2 separate regions of the Homo sapiens genome follow, and region 1 is linked to region 2. The links are chromatin loops, found by intact Hi-C in ENCODE. Cell type or tissue: PC-3. All regions are shown on one strand. Links, peaks and the distances in the headings refer to the core of each region. The heading gives the core; the rest is flanking DNA. Region 1 overlaps MBNL3 (muscleblind like splicing regulator 3). Region 2 overlaps RAP2C-AS1 (RAP2C antisense RNA 1).

What was found. Hi-C counts contacts between places; a loop is a spot of excess contacts. Peaks named below come from ENCODE experiments on the same cell type or tissue, not always from the same donor. Only the 100,000 strongest peaks of a DNase experiment are listed, where the experiment ranks them.
Region 1: it touches region 2 in a loop (7-fold over the local background); 4 of 110 quality-filtered maps call a loop at or near these places.

The regions. Positions count from the first base shown.
Region 1 is chrX:132,364,147-132,372,487 of GRCh38, reverse strand. It overlaps MBNL3 (muscleblind like splicing regulator 3), which reads left to right. Exons shown (of 9, transcript NM_001386889.1): 9 at 1-3,168. All of the region lies in intron 2 of RAP2C-AS1 (RAP2C antisense RNA 1), which reads right to left. Among named protein-coding and RNA genes, the nearest start is that of MBNL3, 120 kb to the left of the region's middle. In PC-3, for the core only: no CTCF peak of the experiment used is centred there; a DNase peak (open chromatin) is centred at 4,357.
Region 2 is chrX:132,221,920-132,230,260 of GRCh38, reverse strand. The region is part of intron 1 of RAP2C-AS1 (RAP2C antisense RNA 1); the gene reads right to left. Among named protein-coding and RNA genes, the nearest start is that of RAP2C, 6.6 kb to the right of the region's middle. RefSeq lists an enhancer at 5,979-6,508. In PC-3, for the core only: a CTCF peak has its summit at 3,916 (motif pointing left); no DNase peak of the experiment used is centred there.

The DNA of each region.
Region 1 (8,341 bases), core at 230-8,229, 140 kb before region 2:
TATTATAATATTAATAATATTTTAATATTATTGTTGCTGCTTTAACAGAAAATGAGCCATTTGTCCCCATGCTCCCAAATTACAATGATTTAAATTAAAAAACTTTTGAAGGATTTTCCTAAATATATTCTTTTTTAAAGGACTAACTTTGTGCATTCATATAACAACAATTTGGAATAATGTGAAAAATGGAGGCACATAATTTGGGTGGAAAATGGCGATTAAAAATATATATAAGAAAATTATTAGCCATGTGTAACATATTTAAATAATGACCAGAATATTTCATGAGTACCAACTCTTCCCATAGTAATTTTCCTCCAAAATGCAATAGCTCATTCCCTCAACTGCAGACGCTTTGATTTTTTTTCAAGTTATAGTGCTGTAGTGCTTGTTTATGTTTAAAAGTGCACATTATGCAGCTCATTTTAGTATGCTACTTCTATGTTTATTTTTTGTTCTTCTAATAAAATGCATAAACTTCTTGGTTATGTCTTTTTTTATGAATCCATATTCACACATTAGGAGTTCACTTGAAGGCTATTCATGCTCTAGTATATTAATCCTAATATTTAGTAATTCTAAAATGAAATTTAAATTTCTGATTTGGCTCAATGTTATATTTCATACATAGAGTAAATTTATTTCCAAATATACCATCAGTATTTTGAATTATGTAGATAATATATCCGTTGTGTTAGACCTATTACTCTTATAAGATTGAAGTTACTGACACAAGAAAAACACTTCTATTTTAATAAAAGAATACTTAAAATTTTGAGAGAATGCTTACTAGTTTCTCTTGTGCCTCAGAAATCCTGAGGCATATTCTAAGATGCATTATTAGAAGTTTCTCTTTCCCAGTTATTCATGTCTATCCTGCATCCCTAGTGTAACATATGAAACCAGTGTTGTTTATTTCATACTTTCCAGATGGGCATCAATCATTTCATAACAATGAGATGCATGAATTTTTCCATTAAAATGTTTTCTCTCACTTAAAATTGGTTATCTTCAACAAATGGCACAGTAATAAAAGGATGATCATTTTTGTTCTTTAAGAAAGTAAATGTAATTTAGTAATACTTTATTCTGCCTTATTTCAAAATGCTTCAAAAATGCGAATCTGGAACTTCTCTGCATTGACCACTGTTCTGGAGTTGGGCTGATAGAAAACTGCGGTGAAGAGAGTTTAGATCAGAGGCTATGGCAGAGCAAAGTATTACTGATGTGTCTCTTAACAGTGAAGAGGGTCGGGGAGGAGGTTGGGTCCTTGTCAAGTGTCAGCTGCCCTATACATAGTTCTCTTGCCCCTTGTGCCCTGTTTTACTATTTCTAAGGTGGTTCCCATGATGGCATTTCTTGATAAGCCCACTTTGAGCCGTTTAATGTTTTGTAGGTGTTTCTGTGAGTCTGATAATACCAGCACTAAAAACAGTTCAGTATATAGACATTTACAAGAGGTCTTAGGCCTCTTCAGAATTCAGTTAATGTCTTTCTCTTTGAGGCTGCTGAATGTTAGGTAAGAATTCAGGGCAAGCATTCCCGACCATCATCAAATTGGAGACTTGGAGTTTCTATTGGCTGGAAGAAAGTTGACCCACAGGCAAAACCAGATGTAAACCAAGTTTGTCTTGGGTACTTTTCAAATTCTTTTCACAGCATCCTTTTCTCATCCCTCATGGTGGCCTCTGGCCCTGGAAAATCCTCATGATAGCAACTTATCAGGCCTGTTTCCTCTGATAGATCTGGACTTTTCCCCTTAAGTGCTTTCCTGTTGGGCTTCTCAGACTATGGAGAACTGCTCATAGTTGAGATCTAAGAGACAAATTACCCTATGGTGTTCAAGAATGGCCGTATTTAGTATACTGCCTGTCCTGGAAGTGTTCACATTTAAAAAGGCATGACTTTCCAATGGGCAAATATCAGACACCTACATGCATAGATAAGGGAAATATGTTTTACTTAAGCAAACTTCTAGGCATTGAATCTCAGTGTTTAGGTGCAGAGATGGAATTCCTATAAGCAATGCAGTCATTCACCACATCAGGAAGGCCAAAAAATGAACACTCTCGTAATTTTGTTATTATCTGGAAAGTTCTGATATGATAATGAACCTAAAATACTGAATAGATAGTGAACATCCTAAAATTCCACTGACCAGAATCCATTCCCATGGTCATCATCTGTAGAGGGCATGATACAATGACAGGCCTGAGGTATGATTATAATTCTGGAGTAATTTAAAGCCTATATTTGTTAAACTTTAACAGATGGACACACATTCTCTGATTTTCTACTTGGCTCTTTCCTGTACTAGAAATGCGCATTTAACTAAACCTTCCCAGCTTTTCTGTTCAGTGCCTGACTTACACTACTCCCTTAGGCAGGAGGACAGTGGGTGTCTGGGGAATAAAAGCCAAGAGCTCCAAACAGAGGATTTTGGATACAAAGGGCAGCCACCAGGAAATAGCTTTGTGAGAGGGACAGACTATCTGATTCCCATTTGTACAAACATGTCCAAAGCAAAAGCACAGCATTCTAAAGTGGATGCAGAAATTAGTATACAATGGCAGTTCTGGCCAGTGCAGCCCAGCATTTTTCTGTTGTGCATGGAAAGAACACAGTGAAAAGGCAGGCAGGGCATCCGGTGCAAAGTGCAACAGACATAGACACACAAATCCAGTTTTCCTGATGAGAGAGGGAGCTATCTCTTCATAAGTGATGCAATGCAATGCAGGCATGTACAAGTACAAGGAAAGATTTATTTTTAAAAAATCATAGTGTAACTGGATGAATACCAGCAACAGCACCTGCTAAAGCAAACAGCCTGTTCATTAAAAACTGGACTTGAGGGAATGGAGAAAGAATCTGAGGAGCCTGCAGTCAGCATGCTTGCAGAGACCTTATGGCTACAGAAGACGATGATTAACCCATAGAGGTTCAATGTAGTTTTCAAGAAGAGGGTGGGAAAGCATAAGATGGGGACTAAGACTTTGCCTTTAACCTTCATGACATGAAGAATTGAATGACTCTTTGTTGGAAAAAATGGCAGTTATGAGATAATTGGATCCATGTTAATTATATATATTTCTGTATATATAGTAAGTGGTTATTGATGTGCCTTTGTTAACCATTTCACTATTTAATAAATGTGTGTGTAGTTTATTCAAAGTGTTTCAGTCCTTCTCAATTTCTATGAAAAAAGTCCCAAGTTAAATCCACTTACGGGTAGTTATACTAGGAAAACTTGCACCCATAAGAATCCCTGCAAACAGTGGTCATAATTTGGGGCTCACAGAAAGGGCTGCCAATGAAAGTCAAGCGGTATTTGTTCTAACAATCACACCCCATTTTCACAATTCATATACAAAACCTCAGTGATAAGCAAGTGTTTACCATAAACTGAACTACAAGCCAGCGGTAGAGAACACTCTAATAAGCAACTCCTTTCTTCTGATGGACACCATCAGAAATACTAAAGAAGCCTGGAATCTCAGTGTCATTGGGATGAAATTCTGGATCCAGAGGAACACCCAAACCACTCAGGAACAATATCCAAGGAGTGTCAGGCATCCCAACATGTTGTCCTCTACTCTCCACATTCTGGAGAAATGTTCCTATGGGGGAAAAAAATACAGCTCTAGATATTGTTAGGGTGGCTTAGGGAAAAGTCAGTCCAAGAATAACTTTTTTAGTAATAACAGACTAAAAAATAATTGGAAAATTATGATTATGAATGTATTCAGTGCTGCGCCATTTGACCCTTCTCCTTTCTGCTCCATCCTCCACATTACTGCCAGAGTCATTTTCCTAAAGTCAGATGGTGGATTATTTCGATTCCTGATTAAAATCTTTACAGCTCCTCAATATCTATGGAATAGTCTACACTCTGACATAGCACTCTTTCGTGCTCTGCCCTTGGGCGTGCCCTTCACCTTTCCCCTCTGCCTTCTGTAATGTGTTATAAAAGCAAGCCAAAGGTGAACAGTGGTTCAAACAGTAAAAACAGATTTTATTCAGGACTATTGCCATATGGGAAAAGAGATTTCAGTATTGAACAGGGTTCAATTCTAAATACAACAAGGAAAACTGGGAATTTATAGCCAAGGAGCAGGGTAGGGGACAGTGGATGGAAGATTACTAAGAGGAAACATCAGAGATAAGGGGCAGGGTGGGGTGGGGGGTGGATTCTGGCTAACCTGACCTAACAGGATTCTTGCTGAAGACAGGTCAGGGTGAAAAGACATCAACTGGGAGTTGGTAGAGGATGAGAAACCTGATCAGATATCAAGGGTGGGCTTCTGGCTAAACCAACTTGGCAAGATTCTTGCTAAAATTGAGCAATGCAAAGACAAACATGGAAGTGTAAACATTGAGGCCAAGTTGGGAAGAGGACTCAGAGGAATCTGACTAAAGTTTAATCAAGGAAAAACTTCATCACTGTACATTCCAGGCAAGTTAAAGCACTGTTGGGGAAATGTAATAAAACAAGAGATCTTCTCCCAATCCAGAAATCTTCTCCAGAAAGATAGTAAAGAAAGAAAACACTCTTATTATTGAACAAACATTAAACCAGAATGTGATGTACATCACAGGTAACTTGCTAAGAGAATGCAAAGACAGAAAGGAATCTCACCCCCTAATATAGCCAAGCAGATACAACCCATTACATGTATGTTCCCAATATAAGTAATGACTAGTCCTTGAGCAAGAGGATTTGAGAGCACCTTTTGTCACACAAAATTTTGTCCTAACTTTATGGTGATAATTGGAGAAGTCACTTGTGTTGGCTTTATCTGAAGAAGAAACAAATTTTCTCATCTATTTTAAGCAGGAGGTAGTTTTGCAAACTGGAGCAAGGCCCATGAAAGTTAGGCTCTTACCCTCCTATGGGAACTAGGGGACAGGGTTGCTACCTCCCTTGATGTTTGCATTTCAAAAAGATAGCTCCTAGGAGTTGTAAGACTGGAAGAAAGGCTTACTTATTTAGCTATTAAAAATATTTGCATAAAAAAGACTTGCAAAGGACAGAGAAAGAAATTTTAAAAGAAAACGGAAGGGGGTAGTGTAGAAAGAAGACTCTTCCCTTATGTTCAACAGGGAAAATTAAGCTTCTTATTTTTAACTTGTATCTGCCTTACACCACTCTCTGTTTCCCAGATACACACCATAGGTTCCCATGTCTGCCTTTTCGTCTCAACTTGGAACATCTTTTCTTCTTCTTCTTCCTCTTCTCTGCAAACCCATCCTATGTTGACATGGTTTGGCTGCGTCCCTATCCAAATCTCATCTTGAATTGTAGCTCCCATAATCCCCACATGTCCTGGGAGGGACCCAGTGGGAAGTAATTGAATCACTGGGGGTGGGTTTTTCCTGTGCTGTTCTTGTGACAGTGAATAAATCTCACGCGATCTGATGGTTTTATAAAGAGCACTTCCCCTGCACATGTCTCTTGCTTGCTGCCATGTAAGATGTACTTTGCTCCTTCTCCACCATCTGTCATGATTGTGAGACCTCCCCAGCCATGGGGAACTGTGAGTCCTTTAAACCTCTTTCTTTTATAAATTACCCTGTCTCAGGTATGTCTTTATTAGCAGCATGAGGATGGACTAGTACATATGTATGTATCAACTAGCACTCCCTTGAGGTCTTCTCTGGCCTCACCTGCTACACTGAGATGCAGCTAATATTTTTTTAGTGCTTACCAGGTGATCTCAAAGCTCAATTCCCACATCCTCTATAGCGCTTCTAACGTTGTCTCTGTGCCTCCTTCATTAAATCTGGCTTCTCAAGAGCAAGAACCATGTCTCTTTGATTTTAGTATCCTTTATGATACTTGGAACAGTAGCCATACAGTACAAATGCAATAAAAACTTGGGGGAGAAGGCCGGGCGCAGTGGCTCATGCCTGTGGTCCCAGCACTTTGGGAGGCCAAGGCAGGCGGATCACGAGGTCAGGAGATCGAGACCTTCCTGGCTAACACGGTAAAACCCCATCTCTACTAAAAATACACAAAATTAGCCGGGCGTGGTGGCGGGCACCTGTGGTCCCAGCTACTCAGGAGGCTGAGGCAGGAGAATAGTGTGACCCTGGGAGGCAGAGCTTGCAGTGAGCCGGGACTGCGCCACTGCACTCCAGCGGGGGCGACAGAGCGAGACTCTGTCTCAAAAAAAAAAAAAAAAAAACTTGGGGGAGAAATAACTAACAAGTCAGGGCACTTTTATTATAATGAAGAAAGAAAATCCATTCAAATAAAAGGGATTCATGTAATGATATAGAAAAATTTCAGTTTCCAGTTGCAGGAAGAACAACTGGGCCTCATGAAATTGAAAAGTTATCAGATGGCTTGTTTCTCCCCTGTCTTTCTCCCTGCCTTGATCTCTCTGTGTCTGTCTGTCTGTGTCTCTCTGCTCCATTCTCCTGCTTCTGTGTGCAAACCAGCTTTCTCTGCTTACTTATAAGCACTGATAATAACTTATCAGTGATTGATCAGGACTACTCCCAGAATGGCAGCCTTGTACCAAGAGTCTTCATGAGTGATAGCCAACCTGAGAAGCACCTGCAAGGCTTATGAAACAAAGATTGCTGGGGACCCACCCCACAATTTCTGATTCAGCAGCTATGATATGAGGTATGAGAATTTGCATTTCTAACATGTTCTCAGATGGTTGATTCTAATGCTCTGTGGACTACACTTTGAAAACCATTGATTGATATGAACTTCAAGCTTGACTCCCCACAGAGAATTGACTCAGTCACTGGGTTCCAATGCCTGAGTCTCATGAGAGAGAATCTGATTGGCCCAATTTGAGTCAGATGCTATCTCTGTTGCACTTAGTTGTGGCCAAGAGGTTGGAGTCACATGGTACATATGACATGTTGTCTCTTTGAGGCTGTGGGTTGGGAAACTTTCCCAAGAAGGTAGATCTCTAGTACAGTCACTGCCATGGCTGTTTTTAAAGACATTAGATTTTCTACACTGAATTAGTTCCTTGGTTCATGTGGCTCAATTCTCCATAGCCAATAGAGCTGATAGGAAAATAATAACCATCTATTGGGCATCACCAGCCAGTCATCTAAAATTGAATCAAAACTTTATGCTCAGCCCTAAAATCATAATCTTCCTGGGCCGGGCGCAGTGGCTCACGCCTGTAATCTCAGCGCCTTGGGAGGCCGAGGCAGGCGGATCATGCGGTCAGGAGATCGAGACCATCCTGGCTAACACGTTGAAACCCTGTCTCTACTAAAAATACAAAAAATTAGCCGGGCGTGGTGGCAGGCGCGTGTAGTCCCAGCTACTCGGGAGGCTGAAGCAGGAGAATGGCGTGAACCTGGGAGGCAGAGCTTGTGGTGAGCTGAAATCGTGCCACTGCACTCCAGCCTGGGTGATAGAGCAAGACTCTGTCTCAAAAAAAAAAAAAAAATCATAATCTTCCCTCTCAAATATGCTGCTCTCCAGTCAGTAGTGCAAGTCAGAAACTTATTTGACTCTTCCTCCTTTACTCCAATCTATAAACTTTTGTCAATTCTATTTCCTAATTATTTTCTCTATCCCTACTATGCCTGGTTAGTTTAACTTTACACCCTACCTCCAGTGATTTTTTTTCTAAATCTGTTCTTCACATGACTTTCAGAGTGATCTAGCTAAAGCAGCTTCTCAACCTTAGCTCTCAGGACAGTTGTGTTGGGCACGGGACAGCTGGAGCCTGCGCCTGTTGTCTTCAGCAGCATGCAGCTGCAAGTCTACCTCACCCAGAGTGCCACACAAAAATTATCATGCTGCATATACTAAGATGTGATATGAAAAGAGATTGGGAAGCTTGGATCTAAAGCACAACTTTGACTACGCACCTCCTCTGCTTAAAAACTTTCAAAGACACCCCATGGGTCTTGGGATAAAGCCTAAATACACCTTACAATAGCCTATAACATCTGGCATGATCCAGTCCCTGTCTAACTCTCCAGCCTCATCTCTTGCCATTACTTGCCTTGGACTTGCTTCAACAAGCACACACTTCAACAGCACACACTCTGCTGTTTCATGCCTACAAGTCTTTGCCAGTGATTTTCTTTCTGCGTGGAATGTCCACGCTCCCCCTTTTTGCCTGGCTACCATCATTTGAGGATCTGTTTAAGTACCATATCCCCCAAGAAAACTTCCACTTCTGCTCCACACCTCCATTAATGTACTCCTTTTTGAAACTCCCATTATACCTTGAGCACGTGTCACTGGATTTACCACACTGTATTAAAATATTTTTTCTGCTTCTCCCACTATCTTGTGAATTTTTTTGAGTAGAAGTTATGTGTCTTATCTGTTGCTCTGTTTCCAGCAACT
Region 2 (8,341 bases), core at 63-8,062:
AAACCACCATGGCACATGTTTACCTATGTAACAAACCTGCACATGCTGCACATGTACCCCAGAACTTAAAATAGAATTTGAAGAAAAAAAATGTGGTGATGGTTGCGTAACTCTGTAACATAATACTATCATTGAATTGTACCCCTTAAGTGGATGAATTATGTGGTGTGTAAATTATATTTCAATAAAGCTGATTTTTTTAAGAAAAAAGAATGCTGCCAATCCATAGCGGGGAAAAATGAAGATAGGGGAAAGCCCTCTGGGCAGAGGTAATATATAAGGCATATGCAAATAAAATATGTACAGAACTGTGTAAACAGTTTAATAACATCATCACTATTTAACACCTACCACGTTGCAGGCACTTTTCTAGACCATGGGATATTCAGTGAACAAAATTTACAAAAGTACCCATCCTTGTGGAGTTTACATTGTAATAGGGGAAACATATTAAAATCCCTAAAGAACATAGTACATTAGAAAAGTGTAAGTGCTAATGAGAAAAAAATAAATAAGACTTGAAGGTATTGCATGAGGAGGGGGTGCAATGTTACACAGAGTAGGAGCTCTTGAGTAAAACAGCTGAAGAAAGGAAGGAAACTGAGAATCTGGGGGAAGAACGTTCTAGATGGCACAGCAAGTACAGAGGCTAGTGTAAGAGTATATCTATCATTTATGAAGAGCCAGATTATGTAGTGCTTTTTAGATTATTGTAAGGACTTTGACTTTGCTCTGAGTGAGATGAGAAATTACTGTAGGATTTTGTGGCTATAATGGGATCAGTTTGGCTACTGCGTTGAGAATAGATTGAAGGAGGCTAAGTTCACAAACAGCAAGAGCAATTAGAAGAATACAATAATCATCCAGAAAAGTGAAAATGGTGGTTTGGGCCAGATTCTTAGCAGTGGGTGTGGTAAGAAATAGTCACATTTTGGACATATTATGAAGATAAGAACTTCAGTATCTCCAGATGGGTTGGATTGTATGGCATAAGGGGAAAAGAAGACTCTAGGATGACTGGAAGAGTGTAGTCTGTGCAACTGGAAGCTGGAGTTGCCATTTACTGAGATTTTTAAGACTGCAGAAGGGAGGCTGGGAATGGTGGCTCATGCCTGTAATCCCAACACTTCAGAAGGTGCAAGCAGGAGGACTGCTTGAGCCCAGGAGTACGAGACCAGTCTGGGCAACAAAATGAGACCTCATCTCTACAAAACATACACAAATTAGCCGGGTATGGTGACGCTTGCCTGTAGTCCCAGCTATTCAGGAGGCAGAGGTGGGAGGATTGCTTGAGCCCAGGAGGTTAAGGCTACAGTAAGCCATGATTGCACCATTGTACTCCTTCCTGGGCAACAGAGCAAGATCTTGTCTGAGAGACAGAGAGAGTGAGAGAGAGAGAGAGGAAGGAAGGAAGGAAGGAAGGAGGGAGGGAGGGAGGGAGGGAGGGAGGGAGGGAGGGAGGGAGGGAAGAGAGAGAGAAAGAAAGAAAGAGAGAGAAAGAAAGAAAAAGAAAGAGAAAGAAAGGAAGACTGACTGCAGGAGAGGCATGTGTTCATTTCTGAGGAGAGGTGGTTATCAAGATTCAGCATTGGACATGTTAAATCTGAGATGTCTGAGTAATACAAATGGAACTATAGTATAAGTATGAATCTAGAGTAGCGGTCCCCAACCTTTTTGGCACCAGGGACTGGTTTTGTGGAAGACAATTTTTTCCATAGAGGGTGGGGAGGTGGGGGGCGACAGCAGGGGATGGTTTCAGCATGAAACTGTTCCATGTCAAATCATCAGGCAGTTAGATTCTCATAAGGGGCATACAACCTAGATCCTTCGCATGCGCTGTTCACAATAGGGTTCATGCTCCTATGAGAATCTAATGCCGCTGCTGATCTGATAGGAGGCAGAGCTCAGGCGGTAATGCTTCCTCACCCACAAGTCACCTCCTGCTGTGTGACCCAGTTCCTAACAGGCCACAGACCGGTACCGGCCCATGGCCCAGAGGTCGTGGACCCCTGATCTAGAACTATGGGAGCAGTCTGAACTGGAGATGTAAATTTGGGAGTCTGCAGTATGTAAGATGGTATTTAAAGCCATAAGACTGGGTGCAAATTCACTGAAACCATGATGATTTTATTTGTACTAGAACATAAAGGATGTGAAGGTGGGAGATGTGCTTGGAAGGTAGGCAGGAATAAGAATATAGAAGACCTTATATTTCATGCGTATAAACTTGGGCTTTTTCTGATAGAGAGTTGTTGAAATCAGCAGAAATATGTAGTTAGACTTGTTTCAAACAGACTTGTTTCATAACACTGGTAAAAGTATGCAGAAAACACCAGAGACATACAAACGATTTAGGAGGCTATTACAGCATTCAGGAAAGAGTTGTCACACAAATGTTTCTCCAGTCCCTCTACACACTAGAGCAGACATAGGATATGACGGATGTAAGAAAGACTAAGGAGGTAGACTTGGCAGGACTTAATGGGTTGTTTGGTTATAGGAAATGAGGATAAAGGAAGAGTTAAGAGTGATATTTTATATGGTTTGGATCTGTGTCCCCATCAAATCTCATGTGGAAACGTAATCCCCAGTGTTGGAGGTGGGGCCTGGTGGAATGTGATTGGATCATGGGGGCAGATCTTTCATGGCTTGGTGCTGTCCTTGCTATAGTGAGTCAGTTGTTGCAAGATCTGGTTGTGTAAGAGTGTGTGGCACCTCCTGCTCTTTTCCTCTTGCTCCTGCTTTCCCCGTGTGACCTGCCTGCTCCTGCTTGACCTTCCACCATAAGTAAAAGCTCCCCAAGGCCTCCCTAGAAGCCAGCAGATGCACATGCCATGTATCCTGTACAGCCTGCAGAACCTTGACCCAGTTAAACCTCTTCTTTATAAATTACCCAGCCTTAGGTATTTCTTTCTAGCAACACAAGAATGACCTAAAACAATACCCTAAGTTCTACTTTCAATGACTGCTGGATGGTAACACCATTTACTGTGACAGGAATCACAAGAAGGGGGGAAAGCTCTGGATATTAAAAGGAAAAAAAAACCCTATGATATGCTAAAATTAACATAGTAAGTTTGAGAAACCCTTAGGATCAGCCTGGGTTCTCAAAGCTAGCCTCTAAGTTAATTTTGTTAATCTTGTCATGTGGGAAAAGCATCCACTGAATTTGTCTGCACAAGCACTGTGGTTGGCTTGAACACTACATTTCTATGTAAAATAATTTAATATTTAGACTTTTAAGATCTGGTTTACAGGAGTGTACCTCACCACCCCATCCAACCCTCCAAACTTCTCATTCCCCAGCTTTCTAGCTGACACAAAATTGAGTCCCCAGCCATTCAATGCTAAAGGTCAAACGGTCTTACATTGAATTCCTTGAGCCATGAGGATCTCTGTAAGGTGCCTACTTGAGCAGCAGCAACCCAGCCTCTCTCATGCTGACGTTGTCATGGCAACAAGGAAGTGTGTTGTCTCTTCTTTTTAAAATCCAGACTATGTATTTTATTTTTATTTTTATAAAGTTTGAAATATATGGAAGATTAGGCCGGGCATGGTGGCTCATGACTGTAATCCCAGCACTTCGGGAGGCCAAGGCAGGAGGATTGCTTAAGCCAAGGAGTTTGAGACCAGCCCAGGCAACATAGCAATACCCCATTTCTACAAAAAAAAAAAAAAATACAAAAAATTAGCTGGGCATGGTGGCACATGGCTGTAGTCCCAGCTACTCCGGAGGCTGAGTTGGGAGGATCACCTGAGCCCAGGGAGTTCGAGGCTGCAGTGAGCTATGATCATGCCACCGCACTAAAGCCTGGGTGACAGAGTGAGACCCTGTCTCAAATATATATGTGTAGAAAGAAAAAAGAAAAGAAAAAAACCCAAAGTGGGTGTTTTTAGTTTAATCTTTTGCTGACACCTAGTGCCAGAACTCTGCATATTCAGCTACCTGCTCCAAATAAGAAAAAAATAAATAGAATTAACAGGATTTTAAAATTGCCATGAATTTGACAAAAAAAAACCCGATGATTTATTTTAGCAAACAATATTTATCTTATCTTTACATTATACTTTTCACATCATTTCCCACATTTAAATAACAGCCTTTTAAAGTATTCAGACTCCAGGCCTTCTAAATGTCTAAGAATTCAATGTTGAGGCAATTTCTTTCTATTCTCATTTTTGGTTCCCTGCTGGGGGAATTGCTAAGAGTGCATAGAGGCCCAAGTAGTTCAGAATTCAACTCTTTGTAAGTTTTAAAGTACTTAGAATAAATTCCCCTTGGAAATTGTATGGGATGAGTCTGGAGTCCACGATGTTTTCATAACCGTGCTTTTCAACCATTCTCAATTTCACATTATGGGTTTACACTAAACAGTAAAAATTTGGCCTTGCATGTAATTATTATAAGTGCTCATTTCTAAAGAGGAATGAATTTGTAAATAAAGGGAGGGAAGAGTGACTTTTTATGGCATGAAATAATTTTGAGGAGAAACACGATTTGTATATACATCATTAAAAATAGGGCTTAAACTATGTGGTAAATAAAACTTGTGGGCAGTAAAAGAATTCAGGAGGATTACATCTGTGTTTGAAGGTGTTATAGGTACAGAGGCAAAGGAAGAAATGAAAATGCAAGGTTTGTAAAAATGAATGAACGAGTTTTCTGCTTGAATCTGCATCTACCGGCTGTGTGAACTTAGTTGTGTGAGCCTCAGTTTCCTCATCTCTAAACTAGAGATGATGATGACAATGTGCTTGCCTTATAGGGTTGCTGTAAGGATTGAAGTACAGAATTTCTGACATGTGGCAAGTGCTCAATAAACAATAGTAGTAATAGCAGCATTAAAAATAACTAGGCTTACCCCAATGCCTCCTCTTACAGAGTCTAATATTGTCCTAGTGTCAAAACAAGGGGGCTCCTTGTTGTAAATGTTCCAGAGCACTTTGGAAAGTAACTATGACCACCTCAGGTTCAGTACCAGGTGCCACAGATCCAAGGTCAAGGGGCCCCTGGGAGGTTATAGAGGCATGTTTCCAGAGGGCACTTGAAATCAGTATGAACAGTCAGTCTTACTCGAGGGCAGAGAAACAGGGTAATAAAGTCTAGATTCTTTAACCTTGCCTCACTGCCCATTCGCTGCCCTGTCCTTCAAAGAAACAAAACTGCTTTCTGTGGAACAAGGTGGCTAATATAAGATAGGCTCAGACTAACTTAGGTTTGAATTCAAACTCTACCACTACCCAACTGTTCGACTATGTACAAACTAACTTCTTTGAGCCTTAATTCCTTTGTTTGTAAAATTGGGAATAATAATACCTAACTCTTAAGGTTATTGCTAGGATTAAATGAAATGATGTGCATAAATCACTTTGCACAGTGCCTCGCAAATAATCTGTAATCAAGAAATTATCATCAGGCTGGGTGTGGTGGCTCAAGCCTGTAATCCTAGCACTTTGGGAGGCTGAGGCAAGTAGATTGCCTGAGCGCAGAAGTTCGAGGCCAGCCTGGGCAATATGGTGAAACCCCATCTCTACTAAAAAATACAACAACAACAACAAATTACCAGGGATTCTGGCATGCACCTGTAGCCCCAGCTACTGGGGAAGCTGAGGCAGGAGAATCGCTTGAACCCAGGAGGCGGAGGTTGCAGTGAGCTGAGATCGCACCACTGCACTCCAGCCTGGATGACAGAGCAACTCTGTCTCCAAAACAAAACAAAACAAAAGACAAGATAAACTATTATCATTACATGATTAAATCATCCGACTTGCCACCACATCAAATATGGCCTTGATATTGAGACTAGCTTGGCAATTTCAAATGGATTTTAATAATCTGAGAAGCCTGTCTTACACGTCATTTCTTTCTATGGTTTAAACCTGATCATAAACACCATTTGTTAAACACCTACCGTATGGTGGGTACTTAGGCACTTTTTCTTACTTAATCTTCACATCAAATATGGCCTTGATATTGAGACTAGCTTGGCAATTTCAAATGGATTTTAATAACCTGAGAAGCATGTCTTACATGTCATTTCTTTCTATGGCTTAAACCTGATCATAATCACCATTTGTTAAACACCTACCATATGATGGGTACTTAGGCACTTTTTCTTACTTAATCTTCACAATACCCAAATAAGGTAGATCTATTAATATTTTCCCTTCACACATGATGAAAGAGAAGCTCAGAGAAGGTAAGAAGTAACTTGCCTCAGGCTACATATGCAGCACAGCCAATGGTTGAACCTGGCATGGATGTCGCTAGCCCCTGATTTTGTATACCGCAATTAAGACCTTTGTAAAAACACATTCCATGGCTTCCTACAGCCTCCAGGGGAAAAGTCAAACCCCTTAGCTTACTACTCAAGGCTTTCCCCTATGGTTCTAGCCCCTACCGATTCTTCTGGCCTCCTTGCCTACTGCCCAATCACCTTCTCTAGGAAATCTTCCCTGATACCCTTCCTAAGTCTCCCATAACACCCTGGCCGATATCTGTATCACAGGATGTGCCACGCTATACTGTAATGTTGATTGTATTGTCTATATTCCTCAAAAATGCTAGTAAAGTGCTTGGCACAGAGTAGGAATTCAATAACTGTGTGATAAATGAATGAGTGGATACATTAATGAGTATCAAGCAAGAAAGCCCCAAATAATGTCCTACCGCTTTACAGAACAGTGGTGCTTAAAATGTGGTCCCTGGGCCAGCAGCAACAGTGTCATCTGGGAACTTAGATATGCAAATTATAGATCCTGACCCAGACCTACTGAATAAAAAACTCTGGGGTTGAGACCTGGCCGTCTGTGGTTCACATCACCTCCAGGTGATTCTGATGTACATATATTAGGAGTATGGGAGTATAGTTATTATTAGTACTAATTCTTTAAATTTATTTGGTACTTGATAGATTACAAAATAATTTTCTAACTACTATCTTTCAAATCAAGGATGAAGTGGAGAGGGAAAAATTGTTAAGGAATTCAGATCTATTTTAAACACATCCCTATTTAGTACGCCTCTCAGTTCTGAGAAACTAACTTTGTCAGCAGTCGCACAAATTTGTGACTTTGTAGGAGTGTCTGCCTGGCCAGGTTGGGGTAGTGTCCTCTGTGGTCAGCAGCACCTCTAGTGAAATCTCATTGATTGGATGAAGGATTCCAGGTGAGCAAAATTGAATGTGATTAAATTCTCATTGATGCTGTAGGAAAGCTAAAGCTATAGGAAAAAAGGCTTACTCATGTAGGGGATGAGGGATACATGAGTATTTTTTAGTGCTTTATGCAGACATGATGTTTCAGTAAGTGAAAGAAGCCATTCACAAATTTATATGAACCCATTATTAGTTTACAAAAAAAAAATGTTCTTTAACTCTCTCCAGAAAAAAAATTGTGAAAGACACTAAAATGTTAATAGCAATTTTCTCCAGGTAGTGGGATTATACTTTTATAATTTTTTGCAAATAACATTATTTTCATGAGAAAAAAGATAATAATAAAGGTATAAAATTGGTTTTGTGTACTGGGGGAGCCTGACATGCAGAACTAATGATTAACTAATGATTGGTGTAGCTGGAGGCAGGATTTGAAAGAGAAGATTGGAATCTTAGAGGGTAGGAGCTAGAAAGAATCCAGGACAATTTAGCTGATATCAATGGGGTCCCTAAAGCATTGAAATAAGATTTCTGTAGGCAAAGACTGAGGACATTACTGGCTCAAGCTTTCTGGTAATTCAAGAGCAACTTCTAGCAAAAGAGAAGGGAAGAGCCTGGATGGAAAATAGATAGCCATGTATAGAAAGTAGATGGATAGCCATGGGTTTTTTCCCAGGACCTAGAAGGCAAGACGGCTCATTTGGAGAGTGGAAGTTAGGGTAAAATATCCCAGGCAGTTGGTGGCTCCAAGGATTGCAACTGAAGGAGGTAACAACTCGAAAAGAAGAAAGGGATAAGTAAGCAACTGGTGCCTGTAGCAAACATCCAGCACTTTAAACTTGTGCCAAACTAATTTCAAAAAATGAGATTATGGCCCTATTACTTATATTATCTGCATATAGTGCATACACTGTGGTTTCTTCACACTATGGTAAAAATGGGTTGTGTTCTTTAAAATAATGCCTGAGCAATACTTTGGAAAGGAGGTTGATGCAGAATTAAAGCAAAAGTTGTGAATCTCAAGGGCATGATCTCTAGAGAAGTCCTCCCATTCCCCTCTTCCCATATTCAAGCCTTTGGAGTAGAAAATTATTACTTGAGCAGTTTCTATTTATTGAGCAATTAATATTTGGAAGGCTAAATGCTTTGAATGGATTTCTCATTTATTATTCTATGAGTTAGAT